2 separate regions of the Homo sapiens genome follow, and region 1 is linked to region 2. Evidence: chromatin loops called from intact Hi-C (ENCODE). Cell type or tissue: OCI-LY7. All regions are shown on one strand. Each heading gives the region's core, and the rest is flanking DNA. Links, peaks and the distances in the headings are about the cores only. Region 1 overlaps PRKAR2B (protein kinase cAMP-dependent type II regulatory subunit beta). Region 2 has its middle 82 kb from the start of PIK3CG.

What was found. Peaks named below come from ENCODE experiments on the same cell type or tissue, not always from the same donor. Only the 100,000 strongest peaks of a DNase experiment are listed, where the experiment ranks them.
Region 1: it touches region 2 in a loop (6-fold over the local background); 2 of 110 quality-filtered maps call a loop at or near these places.

What each region holds. Positions count from the first base shown.
Region 1 is chr7:107,084,756-107,097,671 of GRCh38, reverse strand. All of the region lies in intron 2 of PRKAR2B (protein kinase cAMP-dependent type II regulatory subunit beta), which reads right to left. Among named protein-coding and RNA genes, the nearest start is that of PRKAR2B-AS1, 12 kb to the right of the region's middle. In OCI-LY7, for the core only: no CTCF peak of the experiment used is centred there; DNase peaks (open chromatin) are centred at 4,501, 6,161, 6,971, 9,451 and 5 weaker places; H3K4me3 peaks cover 7,320 bases; H3K27ac peaks cover 7,963 bases.
Region 2 is chr7:106,940,950-106,953,865 of GRCh38, reverse strand. No RefSeq gene overlaps it. Among named protein-coding and RNA genes, the nearest start is that of PIK3CG, 82 kb to the right of the region's middle. In OCI-LY7, for the core only: a CTCF peak has its summit at 6,438 (motif pointing left); a DNase peak (open chromatin) is centred at 6,425.

The DNA.
Region 1 (12,916 bases), core at 2,745-10,744, 140 kb before region 2:
ACTAAACATGGAAAGGAACAACTGGTACCAGCCACTGCAAAAACATGCCAAATTGTAAAGACCATCCACGCTAGGAAGGAACTAACATCAACTAATGAGCAAAATAACCAGCTAACATCATAATGACAGGATCAAATTTACACATAACATTATTAACCTTAAATGTAAATGGGCTAAATGCTCCAATTAAAAGACACAGACTGACAAAGTGGATAAAGAGTCAAGATTCATCAGTGTCCTGTATTCACAAGACCCATCTCACGTGCAGAGATACACATAGCTTCATAATAAAGGGATGGAGGAAGATCTACCAAGCAAATGGAAAACAAAAAAAAAGCCGGGGTTGCAAGCCTAGTGTCTGATAAAACAGACTTTAAACCAACAAAGATCAAAAGAGACAAAGAAGGCCATTACATAATGGTAAAGGGATCAATTCAACAAGAGCTAACTATCCTAAATGTATATGCACCCAATACAGGAGCACCCAGATTCATAAAGCAAGTCCTTAGTGACCTACAAAGAGACTTAGACTCCCACACAATAATAATGGGAGACTTTAACACCCCACTGTCAACATTAGACAGATCAATGAGACAGAAAGTTAACAAAGATATCCAGGAATTGAACTCAGCTCTGCACCAAGCAGACCTAGTAGACATCTACAGAACTCTCCACCCCAAATCAACAGAACATACATTCTTCTCAGCACCACATCACACTTAATGCAAAACTGACCATATAGTTGCAAGTAAAGCACCCCTCAGCAAGTGTAAAAGAACTGAAATTCTAACAAACTGTCTCTCAGACCACAGTGCAATCAAACTAGAATTCAGGATTAAGAAACTCACTCAAAACCACTCAACTACATGGAAACCGAACAACCTGCTCCTGAATGACTACTGGGTACACATAACGAAATGGAGGCAAAAATAAAGATGTTCTTTGAAACCAATGAGAACAAAGAAACATACCAGAATCTCTGGGACACATTTAAAGCAGTGTGTAGAGGGAAATTTATAGCACTACATGCCCACAAGAGAAAGCAGGAAAGATCTAAAATTGACACCCTAACATCACAATTAAAAGAACTAGAGAAGCAAGACCAAACACATTCAAAAGCTAGCAGAATGCAAGAAATAACTAAGATCAGAGCAGAACTGAAGGAGATAAAGACACAAAAAAACCCTTCAAAAAAAAAAAATCAATGAATCCAGGAGCTGGTTTTTTGAAAAGATCAACAAAATTGACAGACCGCTAGCAAGACTAACAAAGAATAAAAGAGAGAAGAATCAAATAGATGCAATAAAAAATGATAAAGGGGATATCACCACCGATCCCACAGAAATACAAACTACCATCAGAGAATACTATAAACACCTCTATGCAAATCAACTAAAAAACCTAGAAGAAATGGATAAATTCCTGGACACATACATCCTCCCAGGACTAAACGAGGAAAAAGTCGAATCCCTAAATAGACCAATAACAGGCTCTGAAATTGAGGCAACAATTAATAGCCTACTAACCAAAAAGAGTCCAGGACCAGACGGATTCACAGCCAAATTCTACCAGAGGTACAAAGAGGAGCTGGTACCATTCCTTCTGAAACTATTCCAAACAATAGAACAAGAGGGAATCCTCCCTAACTCATTTTATGAGGCCAGCATCATCCTCATACCAAAGCCTGGCAGAGACACAACAAAAAAAGGGAATTTTAGACCAATATCCCTGATGAACATCGATGCAAAAATCCTCAATGAAATACTCGCAAACTGAATCCAGCAGCACATCAAGAAACTTATCCACCATGATCAAGTGGGCTTCATCCCTGGGATGCAAGGCTGGTTCAACATACGCAAATCAATAAACGTAATCCATCATATGAACAGAACCAAATACAAAAACCACATGATTATCTCAATAGATGCAGAAAAAGCCTTCAACAAAATTTAACAGCCCTTCGTGCTAAAAACTCTCAATAAACTAGGTACTGATGGGACATATCTCAAAATAATAAGAGCTATCTAGGACAAACCCACAGTCAATATCATACTGAATGGGCAAAAACTGGAAGCATTCCCTTTGAAAACTGGCACAAGACAGGGATGCCCTCTCTCACCACTCCTATTCAATATAGTGTTGGAAGTTCTGGCCAGGGCAATCAGGCAGGAGAAAGAAATAAAGGGTATTCAATTAGGAAAAGAGGAAGTCAAATTGTCCCTGTTTGCAGATGACATGATTTTATATTTAGAAAACCACATCGTCTCAGCCCAAAATCTCCTTAAGCTGATAAGCAACTTCAGCAAACTCTCAGGATACAAAATCAATGTGCAAAAATCACAAGCATTCTTACACACCAATAACATACAGAGAGCCAAATCATGAGTGAACTCCCATTCACAATTGCTTCAAAGAGAATAAAATACCTAGGAATCCAACTTACAAGGGATGTGAAGGACTTCTTCAAGGAGAACTACAAACCACTGCTCAACGAAATAAAAGAGGACACAAGCAAATGGAAGAACATTTCATGCTCATGGATAGGAAGAATCAATATCATGAAAATGGCCATACTGCCCAAGGTAATTCACAGACTCAACGCCATCCCAATCAAGCTACCAATGACTTCCTTCACAGAATTGGAAAAAACTACTTTAAAGTTCATGTGGAGCCAAAAAAGAGCCCGTATTGCCAAGACAATCCTAAGTCAAAAGAACAAAGCTGGAGGCATCATGCTACCTGACTTCAAACTATCCTACAAGGCCACAGTAACCAAAACAGCATGGTACTGTTACCAAAACAGATATAGATCAATGGAACAGAACAGAGCCCTCAGAAATAATACCACACATCTACAACCATCTGATCTTTGACAAACCTGAGAAAAACAAGAAATGGGGAAAGGATTCCCTATTTAATAAATGGTGCTGGGGAAACTGGTTAGCCATATGCAGAAAGCTGAAAGTGGATCCCTTCCTTACACCTTATACAAAAATTAATTCAAGATGGATTAAAGACTTACATGTTAGACCTAAAACCATAAAAAACCTAGAAGAAAACCTAGCCAGTACCATTCAGGACATAGGCATGGGCAAAGATTTCATGACTAAAACACCAAAAGCAATGGCAACAAAAGCCAAAACAAACAAGTGCCATCTAAGTAAACTAAAGAGCTTCTGCACAGCAAAAGAAACTACCATCAGAGTGAACAGGCAACCTACAGAATGGGAGAAAATTTTTATAACCTACCCATCTGACAAAGGGCTAATATCCAGAATCTACAAAGAATTTAAACACATTTACAAGAAAAAATCAAAAAACCCCATCAAAAAGGCAAAGGATATGAACAGACACTTCTCAAAAGAAGACATTTATGCAGCCAACAGACGTGAAAAAATGTTCATCATCACTGGCCATCAGAGAAATGCAAATCAAAACCACAATGAGATACCATCTCACACCAGTTAGAATGGCGATCATTAAAAAGTCAGGAAACAACAGGTGCTGGAGAGGATGTGAAGAAATAGGAACACTTTTACACTGTTGGTGGGACTGTAAACTAGTTCAACTGTTGTGGAAGACAGTGTGGCGATTCCTCAAGGATCTAGAACCAGAAATACCATTTGACCCAGCCATCCCATTACTGGGTATATACCCAAAGGATTATAAATCATGCTGCTATAAAGACACATGCACACGTATGTTTATTGCGGCACTATTCACAATAGCAAAGACTTGGAACCAACCCAAATGTCCATCAGTAATAGACTGGATTAAGGAAATGTGGCACATATATACCATGGAATACTATGCAGCCATAAAAAAGGATGAGTTCATGCCCTTTGTAGGGACATGGATGAAGCTGGAATCCATCATTCTGAGCAAACTATCGCAAGGACAGAAAACCAAACACCGCATGTTCTCACTCATAGGTGGGAATTGAACAATGAGAACACTTGGACACAGAGTGCAAAACATCACACACCGGGGCCTGTCATGGGGTGGGGGGAGGGGCGAGAGATAGCATTAGGAGATATACCTAATGTAAATGATGAGTTAACGGGTGCAGCACACCAACATGGCACATGTATACATATGTAACAAATCTGCACGTTGTACACATGTACCCTAGAACTTAAAGTATAATAAAAAAAAAAAAGAAAAAAAAGTGGGCACTGGACTTAAGTAGACATTTCTCCAATATCACAAAGTCATTAGAAAAAGACAAGTAAAAATCACAGTAAGATACTTCATACCCATTAGGTTGGCTATTATCAAAAAACCAAAATAACAGGTATTGGTAAAGATCTGGAGAAACTGGAACCCTTGTGAACTGTTAGTGGGAATGTAAAATGGTGCAGCACCATGGAAAACAGCACAGCAGTTCCTCAAAAAAATAAACAGAATCACCACATGATTCAACAAGTCCACTTCTGGGTACATACCTAAAAGAACTGAAAGCAGAGACACAAACAGATATCTGTACGTCCATATTCACATCAGCATTATTCACAATAGCCAAAGGTAGAAGCAACCCAAGTGTCCATCAACAGATGAATGAATAAACAAATGTGATATTTACATATAATAGAAAATTATATCATCTTAAAAAGGAAGGAAATTCTGACCCACGCTACAACATGAATGAACCTTGAAAACATTACACGAAGTGAAAGAAGCCAGTCACCAAAGGATAAATATTGCATGAGTCCTCATCTATGAGGTACCTAGAGTACTGAAATTCAAAGAGACAGAAAGAATGTTGGCTGCCAGGGCTGGGAACAGAAGGGAATGAGGAGTTAAGTATTTAACAGGTACGGAGTTTCAGTTTGTGAAGATTAAACAGTTCTGTGGATGGATGGTGATAATGGGTGCACAGCAATGTGAATGTACTTAATACCACAGAACCATACACCTAAGAATGGTAAAAATCGTGAATTTTATGTTATGTTTAAAATTGTAATAAAAATACATAGATAAATTTTTTAAATTTTAAATAAGTATGTGAGTAAACAGAAAAGAGTAAACATAAATTTTTGCTCTTCTCTTAATTTCCTTAAGACATCACATTTCATAAAGCAACAACTATAACACTGAATTGTTAGTAGGTTTATAACATATATAATATACAGGCAATAGCAGCACAATGGGCTGATAGTCTATGTCCCTCATTTCCTCTTAGTCCACACACACTTCAATAAGAGTGTTTAATCCTTAAACACCGCTATCCCCTGAAAGACATCATCTCCTTTCAGCTGCTTCCTGGATAATGACCACCATGAAAGGAATAGGTAGGACTATAAAGACCTATTTTGAAACTTCAGGATTCTATCCTGACCATTTCTGGTAATGATACATCTGCTAATTTCATTCTGTGACACACACACACACACAGACACACGCACACACACACACACACACACACAACTTAATGGTTCCCCATCACATACAGAATAAAATCCAAACTCTTACAGTGACAGTGGCTTTCAAGGCTACCCTCCCCCACAATCTGATCCAAACCTATATTTAGGGCCTCTTCTTCCTATAATAAAGCCCACATATTCCAAACCTTATTAGACTATTCACTATTCCCTGAACATCATATTAACTTACATGGTTTGCTGAATTGGAAATTTATTCCTTCCACTACCCATTCCCACCTATAAAAATCCTTCTCTTCCCTCAAATCTCTGCTCAAATGCCACATCCTCCCTGACACTTTTCCCCAAAATAAATACATGAGTTAGGATTAAATACTCTCTTCTACATAGAAACACAGAACGCACCTTATTTATGTTTCTGTTTCAGTAGATTCGCATCTTACATGGGTGATAAATTCTAAACAACATATGAGGCAAAAATCTTCTATCGTCCAGGTTATTCTTGAAAATCCCATAGGAAGCCACTGCTGGAGACTGTCACATAGCCCTACAAGAAGTCCAAAATAGTGGCATTTCCACCATTAAAACTGATTGCCTTTTCCTTGTAAGCACTAGAAGTTACTGCTGACTTGTATTTAGACGCCATGTTATATGCAAAATGGATACCTTTAAGCCCTAGAAATGTTCATGCTCTGGGAGGCATGCAGGAACCAAGTGAGCCTGCAGGAATGGCAGATTCACATTCACAGGCTCTCACTGTCCACCTACTGCAGGGCACAGACTCACTGAGTGGAATGTGCACGCAGCTCCTTTGTGCTTGTGCTCTCTGTGGCATAGGTTTAGTAGAATCAGGGTAGGTGACATTTGTCATGATGCACCCTCCTCTGGGAGGAGAGTCATCATACCCATTTAGCTCCTCTAGGACTCAAGCACAAGCTATACCTTACTTACCTTTAGCAGTCTCATAGAATGCACATATGAATGTCTTGCAAATGGTGAATAATTATAAATGCCTTTGAATTTAACTAAAGTGACAGCACAACCAACCACATATAAAACTATCTCTTCTACAGTTATTACAGTATAATCATTCCAAAAACGATCCTTTTTGCACCAAAAAAAACCAGTGCTCTTACAAATTAGAAATGCTTACAGTTCTGGAAATAACATCCAATCTGATCTTAAAATGCAATAATTTTGCATAATGAGGGAACCAGGTGGTTGGCTGCTCTTAATGTTCTGAAGAAAATAACATCAAAAAACAGTTCATAAGATGAAAGATGACAGTGACCTTTAGCCTCCCACTTTATCTCTTTGAAAAACTTGTGGTGTAAATGTAAAGTATTATTTCTTTTTTGGGACCTTTTCCTTTAGTAGCTAGAAGAACTGATATGCAAGATAACGGTCCCATTCTTTTAAAGAGAAACATTTGTCTAGTATTGTTATTTCCTGTCATTCTATGTTAAGTATTATTCTGTTATAAACAGTAATGTTTCTCAACAGAAAAAGACACATCCAAACGGGTCACCTGCAGTTGCACAGCAGGTGGTGAAACAGGTGACTTGAGCTTCCCTCACAGAAGAAGCTCAGGGATTGTCAGTTTTCTCAGATTTGCAAACATGCTGAGTAAACTGCAGATGTCCCCTTAGGCTGGAAAGGAAGCTCAGCGAGCCAACAGAGACACTGCCTTTGGCAAAGAAAGACAGAGGGCTTCTTCAGGGCAGCCAGTCTAAACTAAAAATCAGCTGGCAGATACAGTTCTCATAAGCTGACATGGGTCAGTCAAAATTAGCTCCAGGTGAGGTCAGGGTTTCTGAGCCCTGTGCCATAGCAGACCCCATAGGGGCAAATGAGACAATTTCCAGGTCAATCCAGGATAGCTGGGCTAATTAGAATGCTTTCCTGGGATTTTGGGGAAGCCTTGAATGAGAGGGGATGTCAGGTCCACCTCTTTCTTGCTGCAGCTGTAAAATGTGGAACTGCAGTGGCGATGCTCCTCACCATATGGAGCAAGTAGCTGGCCGCAAGAGAGAATCAGAGGCAAGAGATGGAGAGATTCCTAACAGGGCTCAAAACCAGGTTCCAGTTGCTTCTGAAATCCAACTGCACCCCTACCCTTGCTGTGACTTGGTGATTCTGTGAACCACACCCCTGCCATCTCAATAAACCCCCTTTTCACTTGATTGAATTAAAGGTGTTTGCACATTGCAGTCACTTGCAACCAAAGAGAATTCAGATGTTAAGAATACGTGTTTAAAAAGATCATGACAAGGAAAACAAGACAATCCAACCAGTTACCAAAAGTAACTAAGAATAAAACCATAGGGCAGTCATTGATAAGAAAGTTGTATTTGCAAGATGACAGATTCAAATGCTAGTGACTAGTCAATAGAATTACAACCACAAAATGGGTGATACATAACTCAGGGATCATGTGTGGTTCTGAAAGGAGTGTCCATGACTGTTTTATCTGCTTATCTGTGCTAGTAGAGAATGTAAATGATAGTCTGCAAAACTGAAGTTATTCTCTTCCAACCAATTGTGCTGAGCAAATGAATAAATCTGCAAAACAAGTAAGGTTGGCCTTAGATCTTTAATTTAGTTTTTATGTTCCATGTATTTCAGAACCACTGCCTGGTATTTCTTTATAAATAGCTTTATTGTTTTTAGAAAAATGATGCATGTACCCTGCAAATAACTTTTTAACTATCAAAATTTTATTTTACCATAGGAAAAATGGTCTGAAATGCCTCTGGCTTTAGCAAAACTGATACATGGAAACAACTTTTATTTACTGACCATTTATATATAACGCAGTAGTTGGTGTTTATGAGGGAGACAAGTACTAAACAGGGTCCCTAAACTCTACTAATGTAGAACCTGGTTAGGAAGATAAATCCATCTGTTATGGGAGGAGTATAAATTATTATCCATGGTTACATGTAGAATGACTGATCAACAGTATGAGGAAAGAGCGCAGAATTCAGAGAGCCTGAAGCATAATCCCATCTCTGCCATTTTTTTCCTGCCACTTATTATATGACCTTTACACATTGCTAAGTATTATGAATCTCAATTTTTCTCATGTGTAAAATGTGACTATTTTTTTGTTTGTTTGTTTTTGAGATGGAGTCTCGCTCTGTTTCCCAGGCTGGAGTGCAGTGGCAAATCTTGGCTCACTGAAACCTCCACCTCCCAGGTTCAAGCAATTCTCCTGCCTCAGCCTACCGAGTAGCAGAGATTACAGGCACAGGCCACCGTGCCCAGGTAATTTTTCTATTTTTAGTAGAGACGGGGTTTTACCATGTTGCCCAGGCTAGTCTCGCACTCCTGACCTTAGGTGATCCACCCACCTCGGCCTCCCAAAATATGATTATTAAAACCTACCTCCGGCTGGGTGCAGTGGCTCATGCCTGTAATCCCAGCACTTTGGGAGGCCAACTCAGGTGGATCACTTGAGGCCAGGAGTTCAAGACCAGCCTGGCCAACATGGCAAAACCACGGGTCTACTAAAACTACAAAAATTAGCCGGGCGTGGTAACACACGCCTGTAGCCCCAACTCCTCAAGAGGCTGAGGCAGGAGGATCATCTGAACCCGAGAAGAGGAGACTGCAATAAGCCAAGATCACACCACTGCACTCCAGCCTGGGAAACAGAGCAAGAGTGTCTCGAAATAAAATAAAATATAAAATAAAATAAAAGCCAACTGTATGAGAATCACATGAGGAGTAAATCTCAAAAAATAGATTGATATATTTGGCTTAAGCTGCCAAAAGACGTAAGAATGATGTCAAAAAGATAAACATTCACACTGCTGACAAATGAGGGAATAAGCTCCAGACCTTTACACACAACATCTCCTTTCCCTGGAATGCTCTCCTTTCCCCTCACCCTCCACCCTGTACTTCCCAGGCCTTGGCTGAAATGTCAGCTCCTGAGAGAGGCATTCTCTGACCATGTAAATAGGTGCTAGGCATCACTCACTAGATAAATAAATCACCCCACAGATTCTGATTCAAGATAACTGCATAGGATACCTGAACGAGGTTTCCGCCCCTATGAAAGACCATGCTGAAGAACCCACCTCCAACGAGTGGCTCACTGGATTCAAACTCTGACTGCTCTCCTGATAAGCTGTGGGTTCCTTCTACCAGTTAATTTCTCTGTGCCTCAGTTTTCGTTTCTTTAAAACGGAAATAATAATAGTATCTAAAAGCTGATGAGAGAATTACACGACATACTGTAAATCAATGAATGTTTAGTATACAGTAGGCAGCCACAGCTTGGTTATATGAGAGCATTTGTGGCTGGTGTAATAGAAAATGGGGTTAACAGAGTAACTGAGACTGTAGGTTCCTGAGGACCCTGAGTTAAAATATATAAATTAAATTAAAATGTATAAACTTTATCATATGTGGGATGTTAGGGCAGAGATGTACTAGGTGAGTGAGAAAAGAAGAGGAAGACTAATTCAAGAGAGATAAGTAATCTAAGTGTGTGATAACTGGAGTGGTGGCAATAGAAATAGAAAGTAAGGAAAAGAGACAGGGTTTCACCAGGTTGCCCAGGCTGCTCTCGAACTCCTGAGCTCATGCAATCCGCCTGCCTCAGCCTCCCAAAGTACTGGGATTACAGAGAGAATGCCTGAATTTGAATCCAGTCTCTGCCCATCAGTCACTGTGTAAGCTTGGGAAAGGACTTAACCTCTCTGGATCAGTTTCCTTACTGGTAACATTAGAACAGTAACAGTGCCCGTCATATAGAGCTGCACTTAAATAATAAAATGATTTAATACATGTAAAGCACTTAGAAAAGCTCCTGGCTCACAGTAAGCTCTAAATAAATGGTAGCTATTATGATTATTTAAAGTGGTTCTTACTGGAATTCCAGGTTCTATTTATATTAAAGTTTGTATGCAAAATGGAACCCAAGTTCTTTTTCAAAATGAAATATCTTTATGTTATGCAGCACCACGTTTCTAATGCCCTTAATATAGTACTTTTCAAGTTTAAAAGGAGGAAATAAGAAAAAAGTCCATATTTGATGGATGAAAATGCTTTTAGGAAAAAAAAAACATTAAATGTGAATTACATAAATGTTCTCTATGTATTTATTTCACTTTTCTGCTAGATTCTCAATCTAAAATCAATCTTAAGTAAGAGGACTTAGACTGTCAAAATAATATACTATTTCAGAGGGGCATACATTCTTAAAAGGCACATAATAGAACATATAACATTTTCCTATGTGTGAAAAAGTTTCACTGCAATTTTATAAAACTATTCTGTAATTATTTTAAAGCCATGAAGTATACATAATCTTAAAAGTGTTTTAATTTGTGTTAAACAATAGTTGTTATACGTTAGTTATATTTTAAGAATATAATTAATAATCAATATGCTATGACCAAGCAGAGTTCATTCCAGGAATATAAGGATAGTTCGATATTAGATAATCTATTGAAACTTACCATATCATTATGTTTACGAAGTAAACCAAATTATCATATGGATGCTATAAAGACATTTTCGTCCGGTGAGGGGGCGCATGCCTAATCCCAGCACTCTGGGAGGCCAAGCTTGGCAGATCACTTGAGCCCCAGGAGTTCAAGACCAGCCTGGCCAATGTGGCAAAGCCCCATATCTACAAAAAAATGCAAAAATGACCCAGGCATGGTGGCGCACACCTGTAGTCCCAGCTTGTGGGAGGCTGAGGTGGGAGCATCACTTGAGCCTAGGGGTGAGCTGAGATCATGCCACTGCACTCCAGCCTCGGCAACAGAGAGTTTGTCTTAAAAAAAAAAGACATTTCTGAAAATTTCTACTTTTAATTTAAAAAAAAACCCTACTAATATTAGTAATGCTACTAGCAAGCATATATTCTCACTGTACTTTAAGAAATCGGTTAAGTATTTTCTATTCATTATCTCATTAATTAACCATACCTTATGAGCTGGGCAGTCTTACTACCACATTTTACGGATAATGAACTGAAGTTCAGACTAAATAACCCTCTCAAGGTCAAACAACTAGTTAGTAGTAAAGCCCAAATCCGAACTCAAAGCCATTGAACCTCAGATCTGTACACTTACAAATCAGAGAAAAAAAAATTTAACAGGAAATTCACACAAGAAAATATAAACGGTCAACAATAATTAAAAGGAGCTATGCTTCACTCATAAATAAGGAAATGCCAACTGAAATATAACTGAGCTAGCAAATTAACAGACATTTCAAAATTTTGTAATATCAAGTGTTTTACACTGTGTTGAACCTAAGATTGGAATATGAATCAGCATACTGTTTTAGAGGGCAATTTGACAATGCCTATACAAATTTCACATGCTCAAATTTCATGCTTCTTTGATTAAGCAATTCCACTTCTAAAAAATATATCCTGTAGATGTACTTGCAAAACTATGCAGGTATTTGTACCTAAAAACTAAATACCCTTGTTATATACATTTCAATACACACATATAATAGGACACCATTAAGAAGTATTAAGAAGCAAGAGGTGGCTTTAAGTCATTAAAAAGCAAGAGGTAGCTTTAGAGGTAAGGTCATGGAAAATAGAACACAATACACTATTAAGTGAAAAAGACAATGTTCAAAAAATTGGATATAAGTTTAATTTCAACTAAATATGTATGTGCATAAAAACACCCAAGGAAATACACAACAAACTATTAGGTATGGCTATTTTTTAGGACTGGGACTGGGAACACTGTAGAGACACAACCCTTTGTTTTCATTTTATACTCTTCTGTACTACTTCACTTTTTTACCATAAGCATTTATCAATTTTATAATAAAAGTTTTTTAATGATGTAACATATATGCATATACTAATCACAACTATAAAAAAAGATTGATTCATAAATATTACATTTTGGAAAAATTTTGATAATTGAACCTTACAGTGAGAAACATGACCTCATCATTAAAAAGGCCAAAAAAGTATTTTGACTTACTCTTGCTGAATATATGGAAGTTGGAGATGATTTCAAATTAAAACACAGAAAATTGGTACAATCATCACCTTCCACTCTTCACTCCATCCATGCCCACCTCCCTTGTATATTCCTCCCTCTCCTCACCTTCTTCCAAATCATCACAGAGCATCTAACATTATTGCTTATAGATGGCTGAGAGGGCAGGTCTCATCCATTCCAAGTTATACAAACAGAGACAAGTAGATCTTTTATTTTTCATAGGATCCATAATTACAAAGGAATATGATATTTAATAATCACAATTCTGCAAACCAAGCAAACATGACTTCCTCAGTTGTTAGCATCTCCCTTACGTATATACCTGTACTATTAATCTTCTGTTTGATTTGCAGATACTTCAAAAGTATATAGGCCGGGCGTGGTGGCTCACACCTGTAATCCCAGCACTTTGGGAGGCCGAGGCGGGTGGATCACCAGGTCAGGAGATCGAGACCATCCTGGCTAACACGGTGAAACCCCGTCTCTGCTAACAAAATACAAAAAAAAAATTAGCCAGGCATGGTGGCAGGCACTGTAGTC
Region 2 (12,916 bases), core at 2,199-10,198:
CGCCACCACGCCTGGCTAATTTTTTGTATTTTTAATAGAGACAGGGTTTCTCCATGTTGGTCAGGCTGGTCTTGAACTCCCCACCTCAGGTGATTCACCCACCTTGGCCTCCCAAAGTACTGGGATTATAGGCGTGAGCCACTGCGTCTGGCCGTCTTTTTTTTTTGAGTAGAGACAGGGTTTCACCATGTTGGCCAGGTTGGTCTCGAACTTCTGATCTCAAGTGATCTGCCTGCCTTGTCCTCCCAAAGTGCTGGGATTACAGGTGTGAGCCACCGCACCCAGCCTGGAAACTCTCTTTCTGAGAGAAAGCTGAGGCCAATGCAAGGACAGGTCAGTGCACTGGAGCCCATGGGAGGCCAGGGACAAGGGAGAGCCTTCCCAGGATGGGGCTAGGTGAAATGGGGATGCCAAGGGGCTGCAACTTGAGTGGGTAGAGAGAGAATGCAGACAGGACACAACAACCTAGCTGCTTTTGCTCCCCTAAGGGAGCTCCCTGAGAGTCCCCAAAAGTTCTCTAAGGACCTGATGTGCTTGTCTATACCATCACAGAAAAATCCCCACTCCCCCTACTCCCATCCTTACCATCCTTGCTGAGGCCAGCACATTTCTCCCATACTGGCAGGAGGAAGGAGGGGCATCTTCTCCTTGTACTCAAAGGTAGAGGCGGGTGGAGTGTGCAGCAGATCCTGCAGCAGGCCCGTTTTTCACGAGAAATGCCATTTATGGGGAAGCAGGGAGATGAGGAATCTGAGCAGGAGGAAGTGGGTGGAGAGTGCAGGAGTCTAGAGGATTTGTATTTTGCTGTTGCTGGGCAGGGCTCTGAGAAAAGGGAAGAAAGGAGAGAAAAGCACAGCCCTGGTCATCATTCTGGTCACTGTCACCACGGCCACAGCTGGGCCATGGCTCAAGCTCAGCAGGAAGAAAGTGGTGTGTTGCTCATGTGACCAGAGCTGAGGTCTCCAGACAAGCTCTTATCAAACCTCACAAAACTGCTCCAGGAGGAGGGGATATGGGCTTTGTGAAAATACCTAGATAAATTCCCAATTATTCGTGTGCCTCTTTCCCACTTTAAGAAATACTTTACCTTTTAACTGTTTGGATTCTCACAAGAAATCTGGAAGGGAAGTTGAGCCAACATGAACAATTCCATTTTATAGGGAAGAAACCTGGGGTTTGCAAAGGTGAAATGAATCATCTAAGAGTCTGGACTTGTAGGTGGTAGTGCTGTGAGTTGGACACATGCTGACTTTAAGTTGTTTGGTATTTGCTCACTTTTCATTTTTGTTTCTCTCTCCAGTGCCTTGAATTTGGTCCTACCAATTCTGCAGGTGGGCAGATCAGGTCGCCGGGCCCTCCGATCTGACATCCCTTCCTCCAGGTCTCTGAGCAAGCTCACAATGTGAGCATGTTTGTGTCTTGGCTCCACTGGCCAGAGACCAGGTTTTTGGCTAATGTGTGAACTTGAGCTCCTGCTTTTGCTCTATGCATTGTGTATATTTAATCATATTTGACGGAATTTACTTTAGCCCAAGTTCAGCCTGTTAGCCTTTTTCCTCTCACTGTCTGTTTCATTTTTACCCACACTCCATGCAAGTGATTTGTCTTCCCTTGGACTTCAAATAGACGGTTCCCTCTCACCACCCACACTGCCACAGAAGATGCTATCCTTTAAGAACCTCTCGCTCTTGCTCTTGGAAGGGGCATTTACTTTTGGGATAGACTCTTGCCTTTGGAAGAGAAGCCAAAGTTTTTTTGGCTTTTTGGCTCTTCTTCTTTAAGCTGCACATTTGTTTTACTCTTCCTTTCCCTGTCTCAGTTATTTTCCACGTTTCTTTCCTGAACTGACTTGAGACTTCCCCTGCAAAGTCAGCCTGACATTTTCCTGCTGCTCTGAGCCCTTCCGCATTTAATTATTCCAACTAAAAATCATACTAACTTTTTGTTCTTGTTAAAAAGAAAATAAACAAAAAATTAGGGACCAATATTTTAATGTGCAGTTCTCTTCTGGGTTAAAGTGACAGGCAGGGGCCCGATCATGGGATGGTTGCACATTTGCAGAGTGTGTTCTCATGCATTTGATTGTCACAACAACAACGACGACAACGATGTGAGGCTGGCAGTGTGGGAATTATCATCCCCATTTTACAGAGGTGGAAACGGGGGATCATAGGGGTTGGCTGGCTCATCAAGGGTCATCTAACTTCAATATTGGCCTTCAATTATGATTCTGAATTTTGCATAAGAAAACTTACTGTTTTGGAGTAGAGTATACAAGTTCAAATACAGAGTCTAAGTTGATATTGGGGGTGCTTAGGAGATACCAGCTTGACTTCTAACACATTATACATCTTAGTGAATTAACTCTGGCCCAAGGGCTGGCCGGTCCTCAAGACCTGAAGTCTCACAAGCTCAGTTCAGCCCTGTCTGTGTTCCAGAGGTGATCAGATATTGGTTGCTGACACATCCTATCCAAGCTCCAAGGTTGCACATTTTTTAAGATAAGTTAAGCATATTACAGTCAAATGTTCCAGTTCTAAGAGCTAGTAACTTTCTATACCTCCAATCTCGTCTATTAAGTGCTGATTTATATTTACTCTCAGAGAGCCATCTTACTTCTGTTTCTTACGGAACATCTCACTGTCACTTCCACGTACCACTTATAGGGCCAAGAGAGGTCTGTTTACTCTCAGTTAAGCTGACTTTTCCTCTTTTTGCTCCAATTATCCTATTTTGGTAATTTCATTGATATTCACAGATTCTTCATTTCTTGCGGCAGGGAAGACAGATGCTATATCTCACCTTCTGCATTGTGTTAATATAGGGTCCTTACTCATTGTTTCCATGAAAAGTCAGACTCAGGAAACTGTTATTTCCATTTTAATTTAATAACACTTTCTTTTGGGAGACTAATCTTGGAGACAGAAGGAATCTAACACAGTGATAACATTCTTACCTCAATAAACGCTTCTCTAAACCCTGCCTGAAATGTTCACTTCACTGTCGTTAGACTGCCTGTAAACCTATTCATTTCAGATTTCACTTTGAAAAAATGTGAAAACAATTGGATCAATTATTTGTCCATTAATTCAGCAAATATTTGTTGAGCACTCTCTCCATGCCAGACACTGTATTATGTATGCTTCGGGTACGCTAAGGCAAGGAGTCTTTGTTCTCTGGAAGCTTGCAGGCTTATGTGGAAACCAGAAAATGTGCAAAAAATTATACGACGGAGGATTATACGAGATAGTATGGGAATCCTTGGGTTTATGTGTGGACATTCTAATCCTCTGGCAGCAGCTGCATCTCCCAACAATTACACTTTCAAATGCTTGACACCCTCTTTCTCCCCATGGCTCCAGCTCTCCCTGGGCTCTGATATTATTTCCTCCCCTTGTCTCTTCATTCCTGACATGGTGATGGTTTCCTACCATTGCTAATCTATGGGCACACCATCTTCCTTTGTTGATTCACTTAACTCTTCCCACACCTCTGAAAGTGGTTCTTTCATTCAAGGGTCTTCATTTGAACCACCTTAGGTGAGTTCTGTTTCTGCCAGGACCGCTGTTATTGATACAGGCACCAGAACAAGAGGGATTTCTGCATATGCAGGGAGCTAAATGTAGTAAGTAGGACCCAAGTATAGGGTGTAAGGTGGAGGGAGGATAGATGAATGGTTAGGGATGGGGCTGAAAGACGCCAACTCATGAATGCTGGAGATTTTTATTCTGAAAGCTCTGATTAGCCATTGAAGGATTTTAAGCAAGAGAGAGACATCGTTAGATTTCTACTTTAGAAGGAAAGCTGGCTAGGCACGGTGGCTCACGCTTGTAATCCCAACACTTTGGGAGGCCCAGGCGGGCAGATCATGAGGTCAGGAGATCGAGACCATCCTGGCTAACATGGTGAAACTCTGTCTCCACTAAAAATACAAAAAATTAGCCAGGTGTGGTGGCGGGTGCCTGTAGTCCCAGCTACTTGGGAGGCTGAGGCAGGAGAATGGCGTGAACCCAGGAGGTGGAGCTTGCAGTGAGCCGAGATCACACCACTGCACTCCAGCCTGGGGGACAGAGCGAGACTCAGTCTCCAAAAAAAAAAAAGAAAGCTTATTGGCTACTGTGTGTAGACTGGATTGTCAAGGTGGTATGTGAGTGGTTAAGACGAGATTAGCTAGGAGGTACATAAGCACATAAGATGATTGGAGCTAAATCAGCTAATGGTAAACCTTAGAAGGTTTCTTACCTCTGTAAGCCATTGGTTCCTCCATCCTCCCTGAGGATGAAGTCGCTCAGGGAGAGGTCTAGTCAGTTTTTCTTCAGTTTCGGGGAGCTACCCAGTATCTTTCTGATACGTATGTGTGTGTTTGTGTATTTTTTTTCTTATAACCAATTTTCCAGAACTAGTTTCTTTTGTTTGCAACAAAAAATCCTGATAAAAGATTCAAGGAAGAAATGAATAGAGTCCATATGGGTTGGGTCCATTCCACAGATACTTAGGAATAAGTACAACTGACTGAACTTGGTGATAGAAAGAATGCATGTGGCCAAGTGGCCAAGGGAGAGAGGAGTCAAGAATGACTCTTGGTTTTTAGATTTGAGACTTGGTAGATGATGCACCATTCACTAAGATGAAGGATATTGGAGGAGGATCACATTTCCCACTCCCACTGTAGGGGAGGGATGAGTAACTCAGTTTTGACAAGCTGAGTTTGAAGTGCTTATGGAAATGTCCAATAGATACTCAGTTATGTGGCTCCAGAATTTAGGAAAAAGATCTGGCTGGAGATGGAAATTTGGAAAGCATCAGCTTATTAGTAGCAGCTGAAGCTGTGGGAGTAGATGAAGTCACTCAGGGAGAGTATGTAATACGAAAACAGGAGAGAGAAGAGCTGGGAGGAGAAAAGGAGTCCACCTAGTGAGAAATTGGAGATGGTAGAGTACAAGGGATTGAAGTGAGCATGGAATCTAGGGTGGAAAAGAGTAAAGGAAACTGCTGCCTCCAGTCCTGGGTGGGATTCAGAACTGGCGGTAGCAGTCTGGTTGAATGGTGGCTGTATTGTGATGATCTAGAAGAATAGAATATGGTGGTGGAGGCAGAAGTGGTATTGGAGTCTAAGATTTCCAAGATGGAGCAATTCTGAGGAGTAATTAAACTCAAGGTGTGGTCATGAGACTCAAGGTACTGTGAGCCTAAGGTGGCTTATGCATGGAGATTTAAAGTCCTCCAGGTGGAAGAAGTGACCCAATTGGCCGAGTTTATGTTGAATGTGTAGTGAGGTCAGAGATGAGAATGACAATGAGCGACTAAAGGAAGTATTAATAGTTTGGAAGCGGAAACAGGAGAATTCTGCAACCTTCCTTGCAATACACACAAACAGAGCTTGAAAATACAGAACAGCTCTTACCCTAGTCCCAGAGGACTGCAGAAAAGTGGTGTCACAGGGACTGCAGAGCTTCTCTCTTATGCAAGGAGAGTAGAGAGCAGGGAATTTATTCGAACAGGTTGAGAATAATAAAGAAGTTTGTTACCACCAAATGAGGAATCCAGATGATAATAAGAATGAAGGAGGAAAATTGGATTTTGGGAGCAGAATAGGGAAGGGGACAGATGATAACTGTGTTCAAGGATGATGGAGGTGTTACTGGAATTCTGATGACAGTTAAGTTTATGCTGGTGCTCAAGCTTGGTCATTACCCATGAGTGGTGGCCTTTGCTTTTCTTTGGCTTTCCACAGGACAAAAGTGAAAACAACTGGGCTGCAAGAAACTTTGGGATATTTGTTTTCTCTCAAGAAAGTAATTTTGACTGTAACATAAGAAGCCACTCTGATAGGAATATCCTCCAAAAGTATTGAATTAAGTGTTAACCTGACATTTTAACACCATAAACATTTTAAACATTAGTTCTTAGTTTTTGCCTTTGCCATACTCTACATCTGAGGTCAGATACAAATGTGCTTCTGTGAAATAGTTTTCTGAAAAGTTTTTATGAATTATAACTTATATATATACATAATGTACTTTTTTCTAAAAAGATACATACAGTGGGTTCAAGACAAGGAGGAAGAATTATATCAGTGTGAAAATAGAAGCTATTTGGTCTAAGTTGGAAAACCAGCAAAGAACATTATTTCTTGCTAAAGGATTAGGAAAGACTTAAAATAGTTATCTAAATTGTCAATTCAGGAACATTTTTGTGCAATATACAAAGGGTTCATTAGCCTACTCACAATGATTTTTGACATTGCCTTTTCTTTTTGTCATCCAGACCTACTCTGATATCTTCAGGTAAAGAGATGTAAAAAAGTTCTTTGGAGAAAATCTCAATTCTCTCACAACAGATAAGAAGATACTCTCCAGAGAAAGACAGCTGAGGGTTCTTGAGCTAATGACTAAAACCCCTAAGGCCACTTCTAGTTGGTTAATTCTGACCCCTGGGGGTTGGTTTCTGCAAACGCATCTACTTCAACACTAAGGCAGGACATGCATGACTATAAACTGGCTGGCCCTGCTTTTAAAAAAGAACCTTCACTGAACTGAAGCAAGAATGTGGAGCCATTCATTACCAAATTGAAGAGAAAAAGTGGTATTAAGAGGCACTTAAATGCAAAAGTGAACTCATTTAAAAAATAAAACAAAACAAAGGACTTCATAATGTACTGGCAATAATAATTACCCAGAAAAGGATGCATTATTTACAAAATCATAAAATGTCATTGTTTGTCAATTTTCTTCATAAAGACAAAAACTGGTAAATCACAGTACTTCTGTTTTTTTCTTTCTATCTTTCTTTTTTTTTTTTTGAGACGGATTCTCGCTCTGTTGTCGAAGCTGGAGTGCAATGGTATGATCTTAGCTCACTGCGACTTCTGCCTCCCAGGTTCAAGTGATTCTCCTGCGTCAGCCTCTGGAGTAGCTGGGATTACAGGCCCTTGCCACCATGCCCAGCTAATTTTTGTATTCTTAGTAAAGATGTGGTTTCACCAGGTTGGCCAGGCTGGTCTAGAACTCCTGACCTCAGGTGATCCACCTGCCTTGGCCTCCCAAAGTGCTGGGATTATAGGTGTGAGCCACTGCACCCGGCCCTACAGTACCTCTTTCATTAAAGCATCAAATATGTGCCAGGTATGTGCAAATGTACTGTTACATGGCCCATGTAACAGGAGAGAGTAGGATGGTGCCATTTAGCTCTGGGGAAGCTTATATTGGTAATAGATGGAATTAGTAAAGGTAGGAATCTTAACTTATAATTTTATTTTAAAAAGGCACAATAAGTATGAGAATGAAAAAAGATTCAGCATATGAGACTAAGGCTGCAAGGAATTCAGTATTTTTCTCATTTGTCCTAATACCTCATGGTAGAGAATAGGCCCTCGGGGAGCTAAATCTTTAGGTTTGTGAAAGACTGAGAGTTGAATTGCTGCTAATGCCAAGTCCCCAAAATAAAATAAGAAACTAGTTAGCTGAAATTCCTGAAGGTCTTTAATATCACCACAAAATACAGATCATGTGAAAGAGAGATTTTGCTCAAGAGCATCTTCTAAAAATCCTCAAAGAATACTTTCCCCATTATTTCTACTATTCAGCCATTGATTGATAGAACTGGCTGTAGCATAGAACTGTTTCTATGCAGTGGCATTTGATGAGTAGGGTCTCATTTGTGCAAATAGGGTAGAGGTAGGGAAACTTTCTAGTCCTAATACAACTGTGGCCAAGTGGAAGGCTTTGAGTATTTCTACTAGAAAATGTTGTTTCCTGGTTTGACCCCAGAAATTAAATGGTGGGCAACCCAGTAGATCTTAATCAAAACTGTGAGGCAAAATTTGTCCTTGGTCCATTCATCAACACTCTTTCAAGCTTTTTTTTTTTTTTGAGCACGTAGGCCAGGCATGATGGCTCACGTCTGTAATCCCAGCACTTTGGGAGGCTGAGGTGGGTGGATCACTTGAGCTTAGGAGTTCAAGATCAGCCTGGACAACAGGATAAAACCCTGACTCTAGAAAAAAATACAAAAATTAGTCAGGTGTGGTAGTGCGTGCCTGTAGTCCCAGACACCCAGGAGGCTGAGGTGAGAAGATTGCTTGAGCCCAGGAGATGGAGGGTGCAGTGAGCCTGGATTGTGCCACTGCACTCCAGCCTGGGTGACAGAGTAGGGCCCTGTCTCAATAAATAAATAAATAAATAAATAAATAAATAAATAAATAAAACACTTATTATGTGTCAGGTATAGGTACTAGGGATACCTGGTCCTAAACCTAGTGAAATGAATATTCTAATGAGAGAATAAAATAATGACTACAAATTTTGATGGACATTATTTGGGAAACAGACAGGGGAAAGAAAAAAATGGGAAATATTTAAACTGGGCTTTAAAGATGAAAAGGAGCTTAAGTTGGGCAAGATCTTAGTGGGTCCAAGAATCTGAGAAAGGCTAGTTGGAGTTTTGTAAGATAGAGGAGAGAAAGTATGATGAGGCTGGAACTGGTATCTTTTTACCTACCATTTCAGTCTCGCTCTCCACCTTCCGTGACCCAAAGCACAGTGTGTTGTCAATCATTCATTTATTCTGTCAATATGTAGGCACTATTCCAGCTGCTCAGAATAGGAGAGAGAACCAAACAGACCAAATTCCTGCTCATATGGCTCTTACATTGTAGTAAACCCCAGGACGTTGATTTGATTACTGTCTTCTGTAATGCTTGATGTGAAAGCTGGATATGTGGATGGAAAGAAATAGAGGTGAAGTGGGAGTTGGGGGAAGGAGGGAAACTTGATACAGGGTGGTCTGGGAAGGCTTTATGATAAGGTGACTATTGTCAGCTTTTCAAAATAGAAAAAAAAAGATATCCCCTATGGCCAACGGGATGTTAGTTGATTGGCTTAAGATGTTGCTTGTCCTTGGAGTATTTTATTCAACACTTGACACAAAGTGCATTGGGGTAGTCCATTTGCTCCCTAGAAGTGGTTGGAATGCAGACTAGGGGTGAATATGTATGGGAATTAGAGAAAGATTCCTGGAGAAGAGAGAAACAAATAAGGTTTTGACAGAAAGACAAAGGAAAAAATAATATTCCAGGCTGAGAGAACGACTTGAACAGAAGCCTCGAGGTATTAAAGTATGCTTTTATTGTGTAAGTTTTTTGTCACTGTGGGAAGAGGGAGTGGTGCATCTTTGTCAGTTTAGCCCGAAAACACACAGCACTTCAGGTATTTCAAGAAGAGGAAATGTAACGCAGAGAATAGGGTATGTAAGTGATGGAAGGGATAAGAAGTCAAACAGAGACGGTGAGGCAGCTCAGAGTTCAGCTGTACCAGGGAGCTGCTGCTTCCTCTAGGACTGGAGGGAAAGAAGGTGGTGCTACCACAGCCCAGGATCTGGGGCCATCTTGTGGAAGTGGGAATCACAGTAGACCTTCCTTAAGGGAATGGGGTCTATGAAGGAAGAGAATGTTCCGTGGGAACTGGGAACAAGCCAGGGGAGGAGGTCAGCGTTAAAGATGCTGACCTGAAGCAGACAGTGGGGCAGGATTCCGGCCTTTCCCCGACTCCTGCCTTCCAGTCTCCTGCCGCGGCACCCACTGGCCAACGCTACTCCAAAGCTAGCAAGAGGGAAAGGGAGCTTGGGAAGTGTAGTTTCTGGGGTACAGAGCAAAGGGAGAAGGGCAGGGAGTGGATGTGAGAGCAAACAAGCAAATTACCACCAAGTGGATGAGGGGAGCAAAAGAAGGAGGGCAGGGCAGTTGAGATTCAGGAAATGAGGCTGCAAGGGAGGGGTAGATCAGAAACAAATCATGGCAGCCTTTGGTAGCTAAGGAGATTGGGCTTTATTTTTTGGCCACAGGGAGCCATAGTAGGATTTTTAAGAAGATATTAATTTTTATGAGTTTTTTAAATTATAAAAATAATATACATTCATCATAAAAACATTCTAACAGTACATAAATTTAAAGACAACAGTAAAATCAAGGTTCTCAACCTCCTTCTAGACTAACTACCTCTCCTCCCATCCCACTCTCCACAGGTTAGCAGTTTGGTACCCCCACCGACATTACTCAAGAGTATACAAACAACACATATGCACATGCTCTGCTGTGTATAATAAGACTCATTTATTATCTATATATGCATACTATGACCCCATTTATGTATTTATATATATATACAAAGTATATATAGATACACAAACAGGGTCATAGTATGCATATTTATATACATAAATACATAAATGGGTTCATATTAAACATTCCCTTCTGTAACTTTCTTTTTTCCACTAACAATACATCTTGGACATTTTCCATGTCAATACATATAAATATATGCATCTATCTTAATCTTATTAATGGCTATATAGTATTCTAGGGTATGGATTTTATTTAACTAGTGCCTTATTAAGGGGCATTTAGACTGTTTCCAGTATTTTGTTCTGATGAGCAATGTTTCAGTTAACAACTTTATACAGGCTGGGTGCGGTGGCTTACGCCTGTAGTCCCAGCACTTTGGGAGGCTGAGGTGGGTGGATCACCTGAGGTCAGCAGTTTGAGGCCAGCCTGGTCAACATGATGAAACCCTGCCTCTACAAAAAATACAAAAATTAGCCGGGCATGGTGACAGATGCCTGTAATCCCAGCTACTCAGAGGCTGAGACAGGAGAATTGCTTGAACCTGGGAGATGGAGGCTGCAATGAGCCAAGATCGTGCCACTGCACTCCAGCCTGGGCAACAGAGCGAGACTCCATCTCCAAAAAGAAAAACAAAACAACAACAAAAAACAACTTTGTACATAGTCATGCATTTTTGACTAAGTATCTACAAATAAAATTGTTAGGTAAAAGGGAATGTACCTTCCTAATTGAAAATACATGATCAGACCGATGATGGTGGCTCACACCTGTAATCCCAGCACTTTGGGAGGCCAAGGCAGGAGGATTGCTTGAGGCCAGGAAATTAGACCAGCCTGAGCCTGAACAACACTGCAAGATCCCATCTCTACAGGAACATTTTTTAAAAATTAATTGGGAATGGTGGTGCATGCCTGTAGTCCTAGCTACTTGGTTGAGGTGGAATATCACTTGAGCCCATGAGTTTGAGGCAGCCATGAGCTATGATTGCATCACTGCATTGTAGCTCTGTATAAGAGACAGAATACTACCCTGTCTCTTAAAAAAAAATGTGGGATAGGGGCTGGGCGCGGTGGCTCACGCCTGTAATCCCAGCACTTTGGGAGTCCGAGGCAGGTGGATCACGAAGTCAGGAGATTGAGACTATCCTGGCTAACATGGTGAAACCCCATCTCTACTAAAAATACAAAAAATTAGCCAGGCAAGGTGGCGGGTGCCTGTAGTCCCAGCTACTGGGCTACTGGGGAGGCTGAGCCAGGAGAATGGTGTGAACCCAGGAGGCGGAGCTTGCAGTGAGCTGAGATTGTGCCACTGCACTCCAGCCTGGGCAACAGAGCAAGACTCTATCTCAAAAAAAAAAAAAATGTGGGCCAGGCGTGGTGGCTCATGCCTGTAATCCCAGCACTTTGGGAGGCCGAGGCAGGTGGATCACGAGGTCAGGAGATGGAGACCATCCTGATTGACGTGGTGAAACCCCATCTCTACTAATAATACAAAAATTAGCTGGGTGTGGTGGTGGGCACCTGTAGTCCCAGCTACTCTGGAGGCTGAGGCATGAGAATCGCTTGAACCCAGGAGGCGGAGGTTGCAGTGAGCTGAGATCATACCACTGCACTCCAGCCTGGCAACAGAGCAAGACTCTATCTTAAAAAAAAAAAAAAGTATACGAACACACACATAAATGTGTACACACATACACATATATATGGATTTGTATATATATGTATATATAACCAAATTGCCACTGCACCAATCTATGTTCCCACCTACAGTAAATCAAACTGTTTATCCCATATCCTCAGCAACATTGATGATTGTGATTTAAGTGTTAGTTAATCTGGTAGTTGAAAAGTGATATTTAATTGTTCTTTAAAATTTACATTTATTTAATAGTAAAGAAATAGAATATTTCTCATATTTGTTAGTCATTTATATGTCTTTTTTCCATTTTTCTCGTTGAAGGGTCAAGTCTTTTCTTACTGATTTTTTTTTTTTTTTTTTTTTTGAGACGGAGTCTTGTTTTGTCGCCCAGGCTGGAGTGCAGTGGTGCAATTTCGGCTCACTCTAACCTCTGCCTCCTGGGTTCACGTGATTCTCCTGCCTCAGCCTCCTGAGCAGCTGGGATTACAGGCGTGCACCACCACCGTGCCCAGCTAATTTTTTGTATTTTTAGTAGAGACAGCATTTTACCATGTTGGCCAGGCTGGTCTCAAACTCCTGACCTCAGGTGATCCACCCATCTCAGCCTCCCAAACTGCTGGGATTACCAGTGTGAGCCACCACGCCCGGCCACTTACTTTTTTTTTTTTTTTTTTTAGACAGAGGCTCACTCTGTTGCCCAGGCTGGAGTGCAGTGGTATGATCTCGGCTCACTGCAACCTCTGCCTCCTAGGTTCAAGCGATTTTCATGCGTCAGCCTCCTGAGTAGCTGGGATTACAGACACCTGCCACCACGCCTGGCTAATTTTTTGTATTTTTAGTAGAGAAGGGGTTTCACCATCTTGGCTAGGCTGGTCTTGAGCTCCTGACCTTGTGATCCACCTGCCTCAGCCTCCCAAAGTGCTGGGATTACAGGCGTGAGCCACTGCGCCTGACCTTCCACTTACTATTTTTAATTGCTGTTTGTATTTTATGTAAATTAGTCCCTAGACTTTAATTTGTGTTGCAAATATTTCCCCCTGTTTGCTAACTAAAAAATATTTAAAAGGGTCATTAGATTTTCTGGACAGTCAAACTGATCAGTGAGCTATATCTAGTTGGCCTATCAAAGACTAAACTTTCAGGGTTAATAAAAAGTGG